Regions from separate parts of the Mus musculus genome. Here region 2 is linked to region 1. Evidence: chromatin loops called from intact Hi-C (ENCODE). Cell type or tissue: gastrocnemius. All regions are shown on one strand. Links, peaks and the distances in the headings refer to the core of each region. The heading gives the core; the rest is flanking DNA.

The links. A loop is a pair of places that touch in the nucleus more often than their neighbours do. Peaks named below come from ENCODE experiments on the same cell type or tissue, not always from the same donor. Only the 100,000 strongest peaks of a DNase experiment are listed, where the experiment ranks them.
Region 2: it touches region 1 in a loop (6-fold over the local background); 10 of 42 quality-filtered maps call a loop at or near these places.

Annotation. Positions count from the first base shown.
Region 1 is chrX:38,769,087-38,775,111 of GRCm38, reverse strand. It overlaps 6030498E09Rik (RIKEN cDNA 6030498E09 gene), which reads right to left and starts at 2,332. Exons shown (of 4, transcript NM_183126.2): 1 at 2,254-2,332. In gastrocnemius, for the core only: a CTCF peak has its summit at 3,007 (motif pointing right); no DNase peak of the experiment used is centred there.
Region 2 is chrX:38,511,749-38,517,773 of GRCm38, reverse strand. No RefSeq gene overlaps it. Among named protein-coding and RNA genes, the nearest start is that of Lamp2, 58 kb to the right of the region's middle. In gastrocnemius, for the core only: a CTCF peak has its summit at 3,030 (motif pointing left); a DNase peak (open chromatin) is centred at 3,020.

The DNA.
Region 1 (6,025 bases), core at 725-5,724:
TCCCCTGGTGTCTTCCATCACCTCTGACTCTTTTACTCTTTCTGCCTCCACTTTTGTGAGGTTTCCTGAATCTTGGGGGGGGGGGGCGTTAATAGAAACATCCTATTTAAGGCTGAGTTTTCCAATCTCTCTCACTCTCTGTATAATGTTTGGCTGTGGGTCTCTCTATTTGTTCCCATCTGCTTCAGGAAGCCTAGCTTCTAATCTTCATATATGTCCATCCATGTAGGGGTGCATATGTGGAGAGGTCAAGAAACTAGAAAGGGACATGGGAGAGGGGAGAGAGGATATTTGAGGAATAGACAGGAAGGTAATGTGACTTTAAAAAGAGGAATAGTGTGAGTGGAAGGATTCGAGGGGGAAGGGAGAGGGGGGAGAATCCGCTGATGGATGAAAATGCCCTAAGGAAAGCTGTCCCTTTGCATGTCAATTAAATAATAAAAAATTTTTTTTTAATTTGAGAGCATTGTAGTTGGAATGTTATTGGTAGTCAAAGTAACCATGAGCAACAAATACATTTTAATCACTTTTTCAGATTTCTCTATTGTAGATTTTTGGGATTTTAAGAAGATGGGAAATTGGGTAATGTGCGAAAAGGACACCGGGTCAGGAGTTGCAAGTTTAACTCCATCCTCACTTCTAGCATTGAATGCCTACTGTGCTATCTAGTGGGACTACAAAATGCTGTGTTTGATACTGTTTGAGACGTGGAGAGATTTAATTATTTGTAATAAAGGATTTGGTATGGTCTGTTAATTAAAAAAAAGATGGGAAATATATCTAAATGTATTGTTTGCTGTTGTTGTTGTTGCTGCTGCTGCTGCTGCTGCTGCTGCTTCCTTTTCAGACAAAGTCTCTCTACACATCGCTGGCTTTCCTGAAATCCACTGTGTAGACCAGAGATTTGGCTGTCTTTGCCTCTCAAACTCTGGGATTAAAGGTGTGACTGCCATGGCCAGCCTCCAAATGTATATCTTGAGAACAGTATCATTGCGGTTGATTTGGTTTGCTTTTCCTTATAACTTTTATATTGAAATTTCAAACTGCATAGGCAAGAAGGTGTGAGCTTTTGTATGTAATCAAGAGGTAGCCAAAGGTTATCAATGCTGTTGCTGATTCTCTTTTCCAATATTTATACACATGGGGGGAGAGAGACAGAAAGACAAAGAGACAGCTAGAGATGCAGAGACTGACAGAGAAAGAGAGAGCTACAGATCTAAGCTGTAAAATTCCCAACTAGAGACCAGTGAGATGGCTCACTAAGTAAATGGAAGTGTAAGGACCTGAGCTGGCATCCCCCAAACCTATATTTAAAAGTATCTGTACAGGCTCCCACCAGCAGCTAATGGTGGTGCAGAGACCCACAGCCAAACATTACGTGCAGAGAGAGCCCAAATTGCCCTCCATCAGGTCCTTCTCCTTGGAGCACCACACCAGGAGAAAGCGGCCCATGAACATCAACTAAGCAGGGCTCATAGGGGCTCACAGAGACTGAAGTGGCACTCCCAGAGCCTGCAGGGGTCCGCACCAGATCCTCTACATATATGTTGGGGTTGGTAGCTTGGTGCTCTTGTGGGCTTCTCTCTGACTCTTTTGCTGCTTGAAGCACTGGAAAAACCACAGGCACCATCTTATACAGGAAGTGGGACCCAGCTTGATTCTCTCAGGCAACTGCTAGTGACACTTTGGCTAGAACCTGAGGCTATGATCTCCTTGCGTCTGGTTTTCAAATAAAGGCCTAAGGAAGCTTGAAGGGAAGCGATGAGATGAAGAAGTGATCGAGCAGAATCCCTTGAGTGTCACTCCGTACCAGGGCACACATAGAAGGCAGCAAGAAATGCTTCTCTCTTCCCCCATCCCTTTCACCCCGGGTGGAAAACAGACAGTGATAAGCCTCAGCCTCGTATCTGTCCCAGCGGGGAACTGTTTGCCATTCGCCTTTACATTACACTGGGGGTGGGGGGACCTGTTTTCCCATTGTAAACTCCCAGACCTGAGCTAGACTTCAGATAGGAAATCCTTCAAGCTGCCAAAGTCACCTACTATGCACATGGAAGGATGTAAGAGACCAGATACAGGAGTGACAAAGATGTGCTGCTCAGATCCCACTTTGTAGAACAACGTCCACTCAGCTGTGGGACAACATGGAGTTTTCCATTCCTTTCGGGTCTGTCTCAGTTGCAAAGAAGTGCCTCAGCTGAGCTCATGGCCCACCTCGGGTGGTCAGAATCCAATGACTGAACAAAGACTTACCCAAGACAGTTCTGATGAACCGTCCTTGCTCCACAGCCTGTTTGCTAAGCCGGCCAAGCTTCTTCCTCTGCTGGATCCTGCGTCCTTTCGGTTCTCTGGTGTTGAGTTCCTAGATAGCAACTGCTGTCTCAGCACCTGCTTCCTGACAAGCCCACTTGTAGGCACAGATAAGGCCTGTTCAGCGACAGAATCAAGTATGCTGGGAACGGAAAAGGGCACGTGATTTCAGCTTGAATGGTCCCCAGGTGGCAGAAGGTTGATTTACTCTGGCCACTGACACGGAGAACAACATAGCATTGTTCAGTATCCTGAAATCCTGAAAGCGAGGGAAAACCTGATAGCAAAAGGGCAAGGCAGCAAGGGAGATCATGTCCTTGGAAAGAAGTAGCCATCAATGTCATGGACGACTTAAATGAATTACAATGCGCCACTGTACTAAAATAAGTCATAGCTTTTCAAAAGGAAGAGATAAAAGTGCGTTTACTACATGAGAGAATGTCCAAAATATGTTGTCTGAATTTTATAAAGAAAATTCGGGGCTGGATTTTATTTGACATGACCCCCTTTCATAAAGTTAGCACAATATAATGACATTTTAAATACATTTGAATTCTAATAATAGGAAATAATATATTTTCAACCTGGCTTATGTACTATTGAATACTGCAAGTCTCCCTAAATTCAAATACCACCGTGGAGCTTGAAAGCTTGACAGCCAAGTGAATCATATGCTAGGTTTCTGCTTTTGCCACATGGTGGCACCACTTTAGCTGATAGACAGGAATTCTGGCCTTCCTTTGTCAAGACTGATCTGGAATAGGGCAAATTTCTACTTATGTGGAGCCCTTGGGAATACAGTTCTCACATGAAACGCAGTTGTCATGAATACTGACAAGCAGACTCTCTGGCGGGGGGAGGGGGGGAGTACCAAAGCTAACTGTGATTATTTCTGGAGAATTCAGAGAAAGATGCCGATAAACTGTCTCATACTTATGATTTATAATTTTAATTTTCTGCTTTTATATTCAGTAAAAAAATGTACAAAACAAAATTACTTCTGATTACACACACACACACACACACACACACACACACACTGCCTTCTTTGAATTCTTGGTTAAAAACTCCAAGATGCTTCAAATGCCAGAGAGATGACAGTGATGACAGCGAGCACACACTAGGTGGAGTAAGGGCATGGCATCCTCTGGTCATGCATCTTGGAGTGCTCCAAACATTAAGGAGCCGAAGCCAGAAGACTGCATGTCACAGCACTCTGACTCTGACTCTAACCCTAACCAAGTCTCTACTGCATCCAAGGTGTTGGTTTGCTCCAGGCTTCCTGTGCTCAGCACCCTCAAGCTCAGCAGGCAACCAGAAAACAGACACCCTCATCCTTGTTCCTCTTGTGAAGCTGGACCTTCCATCAGTCTCAGGGTAGGCAAAAACTTGGGGACAAACAGGACTATTAGAATTGATGAGCAGCCCCACAGTAGAGCTCAGAAATTCCATGGCACACTGGCCTCAGATGGATGAGGATGCTCAAAGAGCTAACAACAGCTGCTGTTAGTTGTTTTACAACAACACACTAACAAAGCTAAGCATAAACTAATTAGGTAGTTTGATGAAGATTTAGAGGACTAAAGGTGTGGCTCAGTGGTCAAGCACCATTCAAGCAAGAGTATAGGGTGGAGCCCCATCTCCAGCACTAAACAAAGGAGGAGGAGGAGGAAGGAAGGAAGGAAGGAAGGAAGGAAGGAAGGAAGGAAGGAAGGAAGGAAGGAAGGAAGGAAGGGAGGGAGGGAGGGAGGGAGGGAGGGAGGGAGGGGAAGGGAGGGAGGGAGGGAGGGAGGGAGGGAGGGAGGGAGGGAGGGAGGGAGGGATGGAGGGAGGGAGGAAAAGAAATTACACATAAGAAATCACACTTCATAGCTGAATAGTAGTGGTGCATGCCTTTAATCCCAGCACTTGGGAGGCAGAGGCAGGTGGATCTCTGAGTTTGAGGCCAACCTGATCTACAGAGCAAGTTGCAGGACAGTCAGGGCTACACAGAGAAACCCTGTCTTAGGGGAAAAAAAGACATAGAAAAAAATAAGAGAAAAAAAAAGAAACCACATTTCATTCCATGGTTTATTTCCTATTTCCTAGATTTAAAGAAAATGGGCGACATCTACTTGTAACTAACTGCTAATTAACTACCATAACAACCCCTAGAATATATTCATCTCATAAGGACTGATTGAATGCGCAATGACAGATTTCAAATACATATGTAGTAGCTTCCAGTTTGCCGCTGCTCTAGTTCCACATATATTTAAACTATCAAGATAAAATGCTTTTGGATGTCTTAAAGACACAATTCTGGTGAAGAGAGGGTGCTCTATCTTCTTTGCTCGATAGCATTCTTCTTTGCTCAATAGCATTGCAAATTATGTTCATATTTAGATTTTTAAATGTCAGCTTAAATTATGAATCCAGCAGAGAGGTTCTGCATATGTAGGCATGTGTGTACACGCGGACTGAGAAGCATGTGTGTGCAATGCATATGGAAAACTGGATAACTATATCAGCCCTCAGGAGCCCTCCATCTCACTGGCCTGAAACTTTATCAAGTAGGTCAGGCCACCTGGCCCACAAGTTTCCATGGCTCTCCACGTGTCTCTGTCTCACATCTCATCCCTGGGATTCAAGGTATGCATCCCTCTACCGAGCTTTCTACTAAACATTCTTTTTTTTTTTTGGCTGATCTTAGTCTTTATTGAAAGAAATGTGCATCATGTCAGTCCACTGTAGACAAGCTGTTAGTGACCTGGAGGAATTGATATGGTCCTGCTACTCCAGTCTAATACAACATGTGCTGGTTGCAGATACAGCATGGCCTATTAATGAATACAAAGCTGTAGTCTCTTCAAACACCATAGATACTCATCCAGTCTCCACACTTGGCCTTTCTTTCTTGTAGAGAGCTGACTCACTTTGGTCCCACCTGCCATCGTTGGCCCCCTTCTTTATGGCCAGGCAGCCAGTACTCACTTCACTTGTCTGAAATGCCTACCATTTGAAGTCAGTCATTTCTTTCCATCCTCCGGAAATACTGTTTCCTCAAATCTGTTTTTTTTTTCATTTTTTATTAGGTATTTAGCTCATTTACATTTCCAATGCTATACCAAAAGTCCCCCATAGCCACCCACCCCCACTCCCCTACCCACCCACTCCCCTTTTTTTTGGCCCTGGCGTTCCCCTGTACTGGGGCATATAAAGTTTGCGTGTCCAATGGGCCTCTCTTTCCAGTGATGGCCGCCTAGGCCATCTTTTGATACATATGCAGCTAGAGTCAAGAGCTCCGGGGTACTGGTTAGTTCATAATGTTGTTCCACCTATAGGGTTGCAGATCCCTTTAGCTTCTTGGGTACTTTCTCAAGCTCCTTCATTGGGGGCCCTGTGATCCATCCAATAGCCGACTGTGAGCATCCACTTCTATGTTTGCTAGGCCCAGGCATACTCTGACAAGAGACAGCTATATCAGGGTCCTTTCAGCATAATCTTGCTAGTGTATATAATGGTGTCAGCATTTGGAAGCTGATTATGGGATGGATCCCCGGATATGGCAGTCTCTACATGGTCCATCTTTTTATCTCAGCTCCAAACTTTGTCTCTGTACCTCCTTCCAAGGGTGTTTTGTTCCCACTTCTAAGGAGGGGCATAGTGTCCACACTTCAGTCTTCATTTTTCTTGAGTTTCATGTGTTTAGGAAATTGTATCTTATATCTTGGAT
Region 2 (6,025 bases), core at 315-5,314, 260 kb after region 1:
TAATTATAGAATCATTCTTTGCCTTGCTTGTGCATGTAAAATTGCAGAATTGTACCCCCAAAATGAATTTCCAACATTTTAAGGATGATCCTAAAAGAATAGTAAGCTGTACAACATTCAAATAAGCAGAGTTAAACAAAATACAAGGGCAACATAGTGAGCTAGTTGTAACCAAGAGCCCTCATTTAAAAAAAAATCAGAAAATCCACAGATTAGGAGGTGAAATCCATAGTGCACATAACTACACAGAATCAACATTCAGGAAATACAAGTGTTCTGTAAGTCAAGAAGAAAGATGTAGATAACTCATAAATTAGCAAAATAATAGTAGCCGACACAGAAGAGGAAATCAAGTAATGTACAAAATCTGGCTGAAATCAGAGGAATGCAAAGGAAAACAGTAAGACATGTCACATGCCTCAGGGTGCAAAAATTGCAAAGCCCATCTGCATTAGAGCTCAGCTATAGTGCTATCCATCTGCAGCAGGATCAAAATTGAAGTGACTAGTTTCACTATTATTGTGCTGTAGTTAATCTGTAATTTTAAATCTAGTAGTGGGGAGCAGGAGAGATGGTCCAGTGATAAGAGCACGTCTCAGGGTTTCTATTGCTGTGGTGAAACACCATGACGAAAGCAACTTGGAGAGGAAAGGATTCATTCAGCTTACACTTCCATATCACTGTTCATCACTGAAGGAATTCAGGACAGGAACTCACACAGGGCAGGATCCTGGAGACAGGAGCTGATGCAAAGGCCATGGAGGGATGCTGCTTACTGGCTTGCTCCCCGTGGCTTCCTCATAGAACCCAGGACCACCAGCCCAGGGATCCCAACACTCACACTGGACTGGGCCCTCCTCTATCAATCACTTACAATGAAAATGACCTATAGGCTTGCCTACAGCCCAATTTTTTAAAAAGAGGATTTATTTCTTTATTATATGTAAGTACACTGTAGCTGACACCTCAGAAGAGGGCATCAGATCCCATTACAGATGGTTGTGAGCCACCATGTGGTTGCTGGGAATTGAACTCAGGACCTCTGGAAGAGCAGTCAGTGATCTTAACCACTGAGCCATCTCTCCAGCCCATCCTCCAGCCCAATCTTATGGAGGCATCTTCTTTAGGTTCCCTCCTCTCCGATGACTTCAGTTTGTATCATGTTGACATAAAACTATCCAGTACAGCACTCGTTCTTGCATAGGACCCAGGTTCAGTTCCCAGCACCCACAATGGTGGCACACAATCATCTTCAACTACCATCCCAGAGAATCTAATGCCCTTTTCTGCCCTCTTTGGGAGCAACACATGCAGGCAGTGCACATACATATATGCAGGCAAACCTTCATACACATAAAACGATAAATCTTAAAAATGGTAAGATGTTGCAAAATGTAGATGATAGGTTTTTGCAAATTCCTGTATAAATAGGGTCAAGGGCTACATGGTTGGAGTAATTCACTGAGTTTGTTGCTGTGTTTAAGGATGTGACTCTCCAAAAGTATCCTGCATCTCAAATTCAAGAGGTTACACTAGCAGTCTTCAGTCTCAAGACTGTATTGTCAATCCCAGCACTTGGGAGGCAGAGGCAGGCAAATTTCTGAGTTCGAGGCCAGCCTGGTCTACAAAGTGAGTTCCAGGACAGCCAGGACTACACAGAGAAACCCTGTCTCGAAAAAATAAGCAAACAAAAACAAACAAACAAAACACTGTATTGTCATAAACAATTGCAAAGACTTCTGGCTGGGCATGGTAGCACATGTCTTTAAACCCCGCACCAGGGAGGCAGAGCGCAGGCAGACCTTGAGAACATAGGCAGAATATAGTTTGAGGCCAGCCTGGTTTACACAGGGATTCTCAGGCTAGTCAAAGCTACAGAGTGAGACCCTGCATCAAGAAAAAAGACAAAGAAAAGTTAAAAAAAAATCCTAAATTGGGTTGGGAGTATATCCCACGATGTTGGTACAGAGAGACAGGGAGAAAGGATATGACTATGTCAGCCTCATTGCCAGGACCTGGGGGTACAGTGGGAGCAAGCCAGAGCTAGTCTCTGCTCCGCTCTAACTCTCTTTAGAGGACACAGATGAGGAAATATGCAGCTTAAAGGAAGTCCAACCCAACCCAGGCTTGGAGAGCAGAGTCAAGTGAAAGGGCCAACAGCCTGCTGATGGGAGCAAGCGGCGAGGAAAGCTGCAGAGGTGGATAGGAGCCACACAATGCTGAGGGTGATGAAGCACAGGAAAGCAAGACTGGCAGTGCTCCGGACAGATGGAGATCCTTGGACTCCCAACGGGCTCTCCTACTTAACAGTAGGAACTTGAACAGATCTTTTAGGATGTTCAAAAGCCTCAGTTCACTCATAAAATGAGGACAGCACTTAAGGATGCCAGTTATAGGCTTGTGATAGATAGTGGACATAAAATACCTAATGTATGTGCTTAATAAGCAACTGTCATTCGTTCCCTCCTTCCTTTCTTTCCCTTCCTTCCTTCCTTCCTTCCTTCCTTCCTTCCTTCCTTCCTTCCTTCCTTCCTTCCTTCCTTCCTTCCTTCCTTCCTTTTTGAGACAGGGTTTATCTGTGTGTCCCTGGCTGTCCTAGAACTCACTCCTTAGACTAGGCTGGCCTTGAACTCACAGAAATCTGTCTGCCTCTTGTCTCTTGAATGCTAGAATTAGACATATGCCACCACCACCCCCAATAAACAATAATTTCCACATTGTTTCTTGTTATATGAAGCTGATACTTTGACTTTTACCACAAATTTCTACATACCATATTTTACTCTTATACAATTAAGACTTTTTTATTTTTTTCTTTTTAATCTTTGTTGACTAAAAAACAGACGTTTTATATACTGTTGTAATCTTATTTGGCCTCCCTTTATTTTTATAACTGGTTACCCTCGGTTTTAATACTTTAAGCACTATCATGTCTTCACAGAGACATCCATTCTTCCCTCTTTTCCAATCCCCTTGAAACGTGCTAATCTAAATTGCTACCATTTAGGAAAGCGCGCCCTCTCGCGGTAATTTCAAGTAACTACAAAACACCATGCTTCCATTTCTGTGGTCTGCTTAAAGCTGCCTTTCCTTCCTTTTTCTTTCCCTCCTTCCTTCCTTTCCTCCCTCCTTCTCTCTCTCCCTTTTCTATTTTCTCCTTCACCTCTTCAGTTTATTTATTTTTATGTGTGTAGATGTTTTGCCTGCCTGCATGCATGTGCCTGTGTCCATGGAGGCCAGGAGACTGGCTCAGATTCCTAGCCAGACAGATCCCTAGTGTCCGGCCTAAAGCTTTTAAGCAGAAACTCTTGAGTCTTGGAGCCCAGAGAGGTTCACAATACAAAATTTCTATTATAAGACGATGTTGTTCCTGAGCTTTCCAAAGTACCAACGTAGTTAACGCTCCTTATATACCCCTCCCACACACACACACTTTAATGCACTTGTGCACAGGAGTCACCCACACAGAGATCTTCTCAAAAGAAAAAAATCACAAGATTTGGAGTCCTGAGATGGAGTCCACGGTCAGTGCATGGCTTTATTCTGCCATTTCCAAAGTGCAAGGATTACTGTTTCACAGAATCAGTCTGTAGTGGGTTCTACTAATTTTTTAAACACCCACATACAGAAGAGACGGAGAGGCTACATTATTGGATAATGTTTTGGAGAATGAGAGTTAAGCAAAAGCTTTGCTCGTAGGACTTGTCTGGGATCTTGCAATGCTGATGTCTATTCTGAAGTTACAAGACGTGACTCTAGCCTCTTAACACCAGTCGGCAGCAGACCCACCTTCCAGTATTCTGCAAAACTGCAGTGTTCTGTTGAATACTGTTGAAAATGCTGGCCAGCGGCACAAATAAATTTGGTGAGTCTTTTTACAGCCTCGAATTGCATTTTGAAACTTTTGGGAGAATTTCTTCTTACCCTCAGGCTGAGTCTGAGAGCAACTTAATGTCACAAAGCTCCGAAGTACTGGTGTGAGGCCAAAGTGAATAGTTAGGGTGACTGCGGGAAAACTTTGTCCAAGCTCAGATACTGCTGATGGATGGGTTCTAAAGATCGCTGTGTGACTGTGAAATTTGCGTGTGTGTGTGGGGGGGGGGTGGCAGTGCTTCGGTACACATGTGAAGGTCAGAGGGCAAGCTGCAGACGTCAGTTTCCCCTCTACCTTGTGGGACCTGGGGATTGGTGGAACCCAGGTCATCCATCATGTTTGGTGACAAACACTTCTACCCCTTCATGTATCTCTTGCCAGACTTTAGCTTTTGAAATACTGATTTTTGGCCCCAAGTTGGATTTTTACTGTATTGTCATATAAAACCTATTTTCAAAGATGAAACCCTTTGTTTAAAAATAACATTTATGTATATGAAAGAAAAGCATATGTTAATACCATCTATGTATATTTTAAAAAAGATATACAGGCACATGCATGTGCGCACATACACACACATAACACACACACAGAGCGGTGGTGGGGGAGAAGTGGGGAAGAAACTCTCCTGTGTTGCCTAGGCTAGGCCTTGAACTCATAATTCTGCTTCAGTTTTTCAAATGTTATGTGTAATGATTTCCTGCCCATTTAAAGCTCCCAGAGGGAGAGCAATCATTGCTGGCACATACGCACATTGTGGATCAGTTTCTTACGCCTATGTTTTATAATGTATCATTGGTACTTTTGGCCTTACTCAGTGATGTGCCCAATGCACAAGCATGGGGCTCCGAGTGTGATCTTGACTTTAAGAAAGCTGGCCAATAGCACATGATGGTGAAGATGTGGAGAAAGAGGAACACTCCTCCATTGATGGTAGGATTGCAAGCTTGTACAACCATTCTGGAAATCAGTCTGGTGGTTCCTCAGAAAACTGGGCATAGTGCTACCTGAAGACCCAGCTATACCACTCTTGGGAATATACCCAAAAGATACCCTACCAGGCCACAGGGGCACAGGTTCCACTATGTTCATAGCTGCCTTATTTGTGACAACCAGAAGCTGGAAACAACCCAGATGTTCCACGACAGAAGAATGGATACAGAAAATGTGGTTCATTTATACAATGGAATACTACTCAGCTATTAAGAACGAGGACATCTTGACTTTTGCATGCAAATATATGGAACTAGAAAATATCATCATGAGTGAAGTAACTCAGACCCAAAAGGACATGCATGGCATGTACTCACTAATAAGTGGATATTAGCTTCTTTAAAAAGTACAGAATACCTAAAATACAGTCCCCAGAACTCAAGAAGGTTAACAAGTCAAAGGGCCCAAATGAGGATGCTTCAGTCCCACTTGGGAGGGAGAAGAAAGCAATCACGGGGGGGGGGGGGGAAAGGGCGGGAAGAACCTGGGTGGGAGAGAGGAGGGGGAGGGGAGAAGGAGAACATGATCAGGTATTGAGAGTGGGGAACAAGAGAGAAGCCTTTTTTTTTTTTTTTGGTTTTTTTTTTGGTTTTTCGAGACAGGGTTTCTCTGTGTAGCCCTGGCTGTCCTGGAACTCACTCTGTAGACCAGGCTGGCCTCAAACTCAGAAATCTGCCTGCCTCTGCCTCCCAAGTGCTGGGATTAAAGGCATGCGCCACCACTGCCCAGCAAGAGAGAAACCTTGAGGGGCAGCAGAAAGAATAGAAACAGGCAACCTCCGGAAATAGGAGGTTTGAGGGGAGCCTCTAGAATGTACCAAAGACCTGGGAGGTGAGGACTCAAATGGAGGGACCTTAGATGAAACACCCAACAGTAGAGAGAGGGAACTTATAGAGCCCACCTCCAGCAGGAAGACAGGGCATCAAGTGAGGGATGGGGTTGCCATCCCACAGTCACATTTCTGACCCATAATTGTTCCTGTCTGAAAGAACTGCAGAGACAAAAATGGAAGAGACTGAGAGAAAGGAGATCCAGTGAACAGCCTAAATCGGGATCCATCTCAAGGGGATGCTTCAAGATCTGACACTATTACTGATGCTATGATGGCTTACAGACAGGAGCCTAGCATGTCTGTCCTCTGAGAGGCCCAACAAGCAG